Regions from separate parts of the Mus musculus genome. Here region 1 is linked to region 2. A link is a loop called in an ENCODE intact Hi-C map of the cell type or tissue named here. Cell type or tissue: gastrocnemius. All regions are shown on one strand.

Region 1 (4,000 bases), 280 kb before region 2:
CTCGGATCTCATGCTGAAAAGATGTATGTATGGGTTTAAGGTTGTGGCAAATGAACTAGAGTTAGGGCTGTATCCTGGTCTTTCTGTACATGCCAAAGTAGAAGCTGTCTTGATGGAATACTATTTTGCTTGTGGCCTTGTTAAAGCACAGAAGGTTGTACATACTATTGCACATTATTCTTCATGCTCCCTCCATGCTGCCCTAGTGTTTTGTTAAATGGATTGTTTTTTTTTTTTTTTTAAGAGCCATCACCTGGTATGTTTTATTCACTAATGATCAGTGATCTCTACTAACTTATGCTGAACTCTAAAACTTAGTAGGTTAAAAAGGTGCTTAATTGCCAAGTTCAAGGCTTATTCTTTCAATGTAGCATAAACAGATTATAATGGTGATGGGTGTTTGTTTGTTTTTATGCTGGGGTCTGAATCTTTGATATGTTCTACCACTGAAATCCCCCAATTCTGAAAAGGTTTTATGGAGGTCCTTCTTTTAAATGGGAGAGTGCAAAAAGATGCAGTGCAAATAAGGAGAGCAAATAATTTTCAGGAGATTGAAAACAAAAGAAATGAAGAATAAAGGAAAGTTAGAGCAGTCTTTATTATAGTTTCAACGTTTACCCCTCTAACTTCAATGCTTTTAAGAAAGCAGTAAACCTTACGCTGTAAGATAACATTATCACACTGTAACTGTCCTGTTTGCACAATTCTGTGCTTCATAGACCATATCAGTGTGTGGCACAGTGATGGACGGTGTTTAACAACATTCTCATGATGACATATGATTTTCCCCATATGTTTTGGTTCAGCTCCTTATAAGACCCAGGAGTGAGCCCAGGAGTGAGAAGTAGTCTTGTTAATCCTTCTGACCACTAAACACAAAGGAGCCATGGATTTTTCTATGCACTTTTAGCTGGAGCCTCAAAATGGGGAACAAGCTGTCCTCTCTATTGTAGGCAGCCTCACTACAAACACATGAGAAGCTGCTTGTAGATGTATTTCATGCTTACATTTCATACCTGGTCTGTATTTAAGGAAGTTTTGAAGTGATGTTGTACAATTAGTATTCGTGTAGGTACTTTGTATGTATAGCCAACTATGATAAATCTAGTTTGATGTCCTTCCAAGGATGTGCATTAGGTAATATGTCCTGTAAGGCAGGTTATTTACTGGCTCTATTCCTCAGTTTTTTCATTTGCCAAATAGTTATTAAACCTAAAAAGAAAAAGAAAACCACAAGGCAGAATTTTCTCCAAAGACAAAATGGGCACACAGCAGAGCAGAGATGTAGCTAGAGTGGCCTAAAGGGAGTGGGGGGGGGGGGGCGGGGAGGGGGGGGCGGGGAAGCATAGGCTTCTACTCAGCATCCACTCACACACATGCATTCAGTGCAGCCGCAGCCCCTGAGATGCACAGTGAGCCCAGCTGGAAATAAGAAGGCTGCTCTCTAAGTCCACTCCAGCTCTAACATTTTGTACTTATTAATTTGTTATTCTATTATTTTCTGCAGTCACTGAAACACACCATCCCTTATCACCGCTGACAGAGAGAGGCAGACAGAGACAAAAAGACACACATACACAGAGAGACAGACACACAGACTGAGAAACAGACACAGTAACAGTGTTTTGGTCTTACAATTTAAATCTCCAAAGAATGGGTCTAAGAATTCAAAACACATTTTTTCACAGCTTTGATATTGAGTTTTCAAATTTTCCATTTCACCTCCAGAGTTCAGTTGAAGCTCTTACAGTTTGCTGAATTAACCTCAACACGTTGACTGCTTCCCAAATGCTATGGTATACAGCTTGGCACTGCATCCTAATAAACAGGCCACACCTGGGAACTGGTGGGAACTCAAACATTGGAGAACATCCACAACAGATGGCGAAACAACTGAGGCCAGGTGGGCTTCTTGTTTAATGACCATCTGGATTAAGTTCAGTTAATTTGGCATGTCTCTAATTATCCCTAGCAACTGGACCCTCTACTCTGTTTTAGAAGTTTAGGTTTATATACTACATATAAACTTATCATAACCAGCCCATCTGTGACCCAAAGCTATACACATGTGGCCTTGAATCCAGCCAGTTCTCAGGTTTTTTGATTGAGCTCTTAGCAACCTTCAAGGCAGTCCTCTCCAGTGCTCTGCCGCCTACTTTTCTCAGATTTGATGACATTTCTCCCTTGACTTTTTGCTAGGTTTTTTAATTAATAAAGAAAGCTTTTTAGACTAATGTAATATGCTTATTTGCACAGTATTCAAAACTCAAGAATGTCTAGATGCATGTAGTGGCAGATGCCTATAATTCCAGCACTAGGTAAGAATAACATTCTTTTTCTAGGGATAAAAATCATACAAATGATATTTAAGAAACAGCATTAACTGAAGTAATATGTCTGTTTAGTACTTTTATAGAACATGATAAAAAGTCATACATTGTTCATGATATGGTCCCATCTTTACAGTTTCTATTTTAACTATATTTGTTCTGATTTCTTTCATCTAAATAAAACACCATGTCTGTTTTCACTTTCTCTAACCTTTACACTGTCGTTGATGGTAACAAAAATACTAGACCTCCCAGTCCGCCCACTGTGATGAAAGCTTCCTCTGAATTTCAGTGCAGCCTTGGCTACAAGCAATATGCACAATCCTTCCTGGATGAAGTCAGCCCTCATGAAAGGAGATTGGACAATGGGAAATGATGTATTTCTGTGCGCTAAAGAGTTGGCCTTGCTGTTATGCAAATATTTCTCATCTGTGCCTCTTTATATACCAAACAATGACTTCCCCCAAATCCACTTTAGAATGGCTGTATGTTTTCTCTCATCCTCTGAAGGCTTCCTGTGTTTGTGAACTTTCAAACCAGCAACTGCAGCCTCAACATCTGGACCCTCCCTCCTTAGGGGACATTAATTAGCTGATAGTATCCAGTAACTAATAGAGGCCAGAGTAGAAAGGAAGAAAGGGTTGACATGGTTCAGGGATGTAGCAGTTGGCTGGCAGGCAGCACCTCACAACTGGCCATGGCTGACATGGATAATACTGTTGCTCCCAGAATTGAGCTGCAGTACCAGGAACATACTCCCCCCACCCGGCCTCACCCCCTCACCCCCACCCATCTGACACCCCTTGCCACTACCCTGTGCTTCTCTGCCGGAGGGCTGGGGGCCATTATCAACTCCCAGCTGTCATTTGATCTCCATCTGGCTGCTGTCATTAGAGATGCCTTTTATCGTTTGCCAGAAGTGTAAAGCTGAAGACGGTTCTGTTTCTCACAGATCTTTGCTTCTGGCCCTTGCTTTTCTACTTTTCAAATGATTCTGTCCAAATGTTTCCCATCATTGGCAAAAGAGGACTCACCAGAATATTTAACCACAAGTTATCACGCTTCTTGCTAAGTGAACCACACTTAATGTGTTAATGATCATGTGTGTGAGCACAGATGCATGTGGGTCACAGAGAGCATATTGACGTCAGTCTCTGGTCATCCTGTTTGAGACAGGATCTCTTGTTTGCAGCTGCATATGTCAGGTTAGCTGGTTCTGTGGATTCTTTGCCTACTTTAGAGATTTAGGGTTAGAGATTCTCACTACCACATCTGGCTTTACATGGGTTCTGAAGATGTGAATGCAGAAACTTACTCTTGAGCACTTTGTCCCCTGAGCCATTTTCCCAGTACTGGCAATGGGACTTTTAAAATAGAAGTTCTAATGTGATCTGTCACTTTGTTGACTTCAAATATAGTTTTCAATTTAGTGTGATTTTTAAATTTCATATATGTGAGCTTTGCTTGTATGAGCTCATGCTGTGTCATGTTTCTGAGGTTGTAGATCATGACAACCTAGTCATGCAATGATGCAGGTCTCCCCAAGTTAAAAAAATAAGTCCAACGAACCAGACTGGTTTTTTTTTAATAGTTTAACTATCTGAGGATGACAGAAGAGCAAATTCTGAGATGATACTTTATGTACTGCATCAAATAAATGTTCTACTCCC
Region 2 (4,000 bases):
ATCCTTTCTGTTAAAAGCTCTGAAGAAATTTGAAATGGAAGAAAAATGTCTTACACATTACAGGGTATATATAAGACACATCCACAGCCGACATTATGTTTAAAGTGAGATAGCTGCAAACAAGGCAAGCATATCTACTTAATCCACTCATATTCAATATAGTGTTAGAATATTAGCTAAAACAAACAAATAAAGTGGAAATTTCTGGTTTCTTTGGAGACTTGGTTGTGTCATGTGGTGTTTTTCTGGAAGCGGTCTTATGAGAGGATGTTTTGCTGAGGCGGACACTTGAGAGGACATGTGATGTTCAGAAAGCGTATAAGTAGAACCCTACAGGCAGTGAACGGCACTCCTGCATTGATTTATCTTGTAATGCTTTGCTGGTCACTTGTTGTGACTTCATAGAGAAAAAAATGCCAAAGAATTTCTTGTGCTATTCTGGATGCTTCTTGCTGCTTCCAGGGACTAGTGCTGATTTGGCAGAGCCTGAAAGTTTTTTTCTGGATTAAGCTGTTACTACTTATGCGTGGTTGGTGTTTGCTGACTGGACTGGACTGCCACTACTGACTCATGTGTGGAGTTGCCCCAAAGAACTAATTCTAAACAGTTCCACATCTCCTGTCTTCTAGTAACCTTTCCTCTCCCCTGCCTTTGGTTAGTGGGCTATAAGGGAGATTGAAGCATTTAAGAACCATTATTAAAGCAGATCTTGAAAAGTCTAAGCCTGGAAAGAAACAACAAGAGAAGAAAATAAAAGGAGTACAAATAGTAAAGTAAGAAATTAAAGTATATCTATTTGTAGACTGTCTGATTGTATGTATGAGAGCCTAAAAATTCTATCAGAAAACATTTAGAACTGATAAACTCTCATGAAATTGGCCAGATACAAAAGCAACACACAAAAGTCATTAGCTTTCCTATGTATCAATGATGGGCAAACTGAAAAAAAAAAAAAAAACAAAAAACAAAAAACCAAAAACCAGGGGAATAATCTCACAATAAATAAAAGAATAAACTAAGGATGTAAAAACTTTAACTTTTAAAATTACATTTTATTTATTTATTGTGTATTCATTAGCTTGTGTATTATAGGTGAGTATACTATAGTTTATGTATGGTGGCTAGTGCCCAACTTGTGAGAGTCAGTTCTTTCCTCCAATATGTGGCCCCAAGGATAAAACTAAAGCCATCAGGCCTGACAGTAGGCACTTTCACCCACCAAGCTCTCTCACTCTCTTTATAATGAAGACTTTAAAACACTTAAGAAAGAAATTGAAAAGGACACTAGGCTTCCCGTGCTCATGGATCAGACAAACCAATATTGTAAAAATGGTCATTTTACCAAAAGCAACCTAAAGATTCAGTGCAATACCATCAAAAATTCCAGTTGCATTCTTCACAGAAATATAAAAAACAAATCTTGAAATTCCTATGAAATTAAACAAGAGACCTTACAGAGCCAAACAATCCTGAGCAACATGAATCCTGCTCAAGGCATTGCCCAAGCTGATTTCAAGGTAGTTTATGGAGCCACTGTGATAAAAACAGCATGGTGTTAGTGCAAAAACAGACATGCAAATAAACAGAATAGAATAGAGGACCCCGAGGCCTGGCAAAATGACTCAGTAGATAATAGCACACACTACTCTTGTGGAAGACCCAAGTTCTGTTTCTAGCATGTATATAAATGGTTCAAGACCACCTGTAACTCCAGCTCCAGGGGATGTGTCTTAGGGTTTCTATTGCTGTGAAGAGATGCCATGACCACAGCAACTCTTATAAAGGAAATCGTATAATTGGGGGCTAGTTTATAGTTTAGAGGTTTAGTCCATTCTTGTTTGGTCCATTTTTGTTGGGAAGCGCGCTAGCATGCAGGCAGACATTGTATTTGAGAAGGAGCCAGGAAGACTAAACTGTCACATTGGACCTGGGAAGCCCATTCTTAGTGATACATATCCTCCAACAAAGCCACACCCACTTCAACAAGAGCACATCTCCTAATAGTGCCACTCCCAAGGAGCCTGTAGGGGCCATTTTCCTTCAAGCCACAGGCTCTGAAGCTTTCTTCTAGCCTTTCTGAGCATTCATTACAGTCTTGATCTACACACAAACATGAACACACACATCCATACACACACACACATACACACACACACACACACATACACACACATAATAAAAAATAAAAATAAAAATATTTTGTAAAAGAAAAAGAATAGAGGACCTAGGTACAAGTCCATGTAACTAAAATCACCTAAATTTTGATCAAGATGCCAAAAAATACATACATATTGGGAAAAGACAGCTTCTTCAACAATGGGTATAGGAAAATTGGATATCTATGTGCAAAAGAAAAAGAACCCCCAAGTTACTGTCTCACCTTATACAAAAATTGACACTAAATGGATCAAGGACCTCAAGACCCAAATCTCTGAAAATGCCGAAGGAGAGAATACGATTTTATGAGTAAGACTCCAGTTGTGTAGAAGATATGGTAAACGGTGAATAATTGGGTTTTCAGGAAATTAAAATGCTCTGTGCAGCTGCCAAACAAGTGAGAATGTAGCCCATATAATGTTCGCTAGTCATACATCAGACAAGAGATTTATATCTTGAATCTACAATGAACCCAAGAAACTCAACATTGGGTACGATATAATGTCAAACATCTTTAATGCCAGCATTCTGGAGTGAGAGGCAGGCAGAACTCTGTGAGTTTGAGACCAGCTGGTCTATATAGTGAGTTATAGGCTAGCCAAGGCTACATAGAGAGACCCTACCTAAAAATCTAACAAACAATTAAAGAGGAACATGGGAGGGAAGGGAGTTTGTGTGGGTTAACTGGAACTAAGGATGTATGAAAAACTCCCATAAAAACCCACTACTTTGTAGGCTAATTAAAAAAATATGACATTTTTTGAAAAAAGGACCTTGAACACAGGTGCTCTGCCTGGGTGGCAATGTTTCCATAGAAGATATTTATTAAATAAAAATCTCAGTGCCAGGTACAGGGTATTTCCCCATGAGTTATTGGATAGAAGTTCCCCCAAATAACTCTCCCCAAACAACACAGGCTATTGACATTGCTATTGTTCTTGGTTGCTCACCAGAATTAAATGGTAAGAAATGAAATACTTTGCTTATAGGACATAGAGAAATCAAACAGGAACTGACTTGAAAAACGTGTTCCTTGCTGACCAATGTTCATAGTGTTGGAAGGTGCTGTGCACACAGCTGTGAAGAAAAGCCTGCATGCTACAAGACATGTTGGGATGACATGTCCACTGGTGAAACAGTGACTTGAAGGTTATGGGGCAACCAGCCACTTGGGGATGAGATTTGAGCCCTGTTACACAGTAGGAACGTATGCCTGATACTGTAAACCTGGACAGAAACCCATGGTTGAGGTGACCAAAGGCCCTAGAGAGACCCTACTATTGCTGCCTTGCTCGATGGACATGATGTTAAACTAGCTTCTAAATATTTAAACACAGATTAGTGCTGACTAAAACTTGTCTAGAGAAGTATCTCTCTGCAGTGGTCAGCAGCTAAAGTACTGAAAACAAGTTACTCTTGAGTATTCAACTCTAACGGGGACATCTATATCAGATGCATATCCGGGACTCAGAAAACACTGCAGAAGAGGGTGTAGAAAGAATATAAGAATTTCCTCAGTTTCTGTTGTTATGTCCCTCTTTAGAAGGGGGAACAAAATACAGGAGGAACTATAGAGACAAAGTGTGGAGACAGATGGCAATGCCATCCAGAGACTGTCCCACCTGGGGAAACATCCCGTATACAGTCACCACACCCAGACACTATTGTGGATGTCAAGAAGTGCATGCTGATAGGAGCCTGATACAGCTATCTCCGAGAGGCTCTGCCACAGCCTGACAAGTACAGAGGCGGATGCTCTCAGACAACCATTGTACTGAGCATGGAATCCCCAGTGGAGGTGTTAGAGAAAGGACTGAAGGAGATGAAGGGGTTTGCAACCCCA

Evidence for each region. A loop is a pair of places that touch in the nucleus more often than their neighbours do. Peaks named below come from ENCODE experiments on the same cell type or tissue, not always from the same donor. Only the 100,000 strongest peaks of a DNase experiment are listed, where the experiment ranks them.
Region 1: it touches region 2 in a loop (2.1-fold over the local background); 1 of 42 quality-filtered maps calls a loop at or near these places.

Annotation. Positions count from the first base shown.
Region 1 is chr6:67,046,393-67,050,392 of GRCm38, forward strand. The region is part of intron 1 of E230016M11Rik (RIKEN cDNA E230016M11 gene); the gene reads left to right. Among named protein-coding and RNA genes, the nearest start is that of Gadd45a, 11 kb to the left of the region's middle. In gastrocnemius, no CTCF peak of the experiment used is centred here; DNase peaks (open chromatin) are centred at 1,871 and 3,132; H3K27ac peaks cover 244 bases.
Region 2 is chr6:67,323,478-67,327,477 of GRCm38, forward strand. All of the region lies in intron 8 of Il12rb2 (interleukin 12 receptor, beta 2), which reads right to left. Among named protein-coding and RNA genes, the nearest start is that of Il12rb2, 51 kb to the right of the region's middle. In gastrocnemius, no CTCF peak of the experiment used is centred here; no DNase peak of the experiment used is centred here.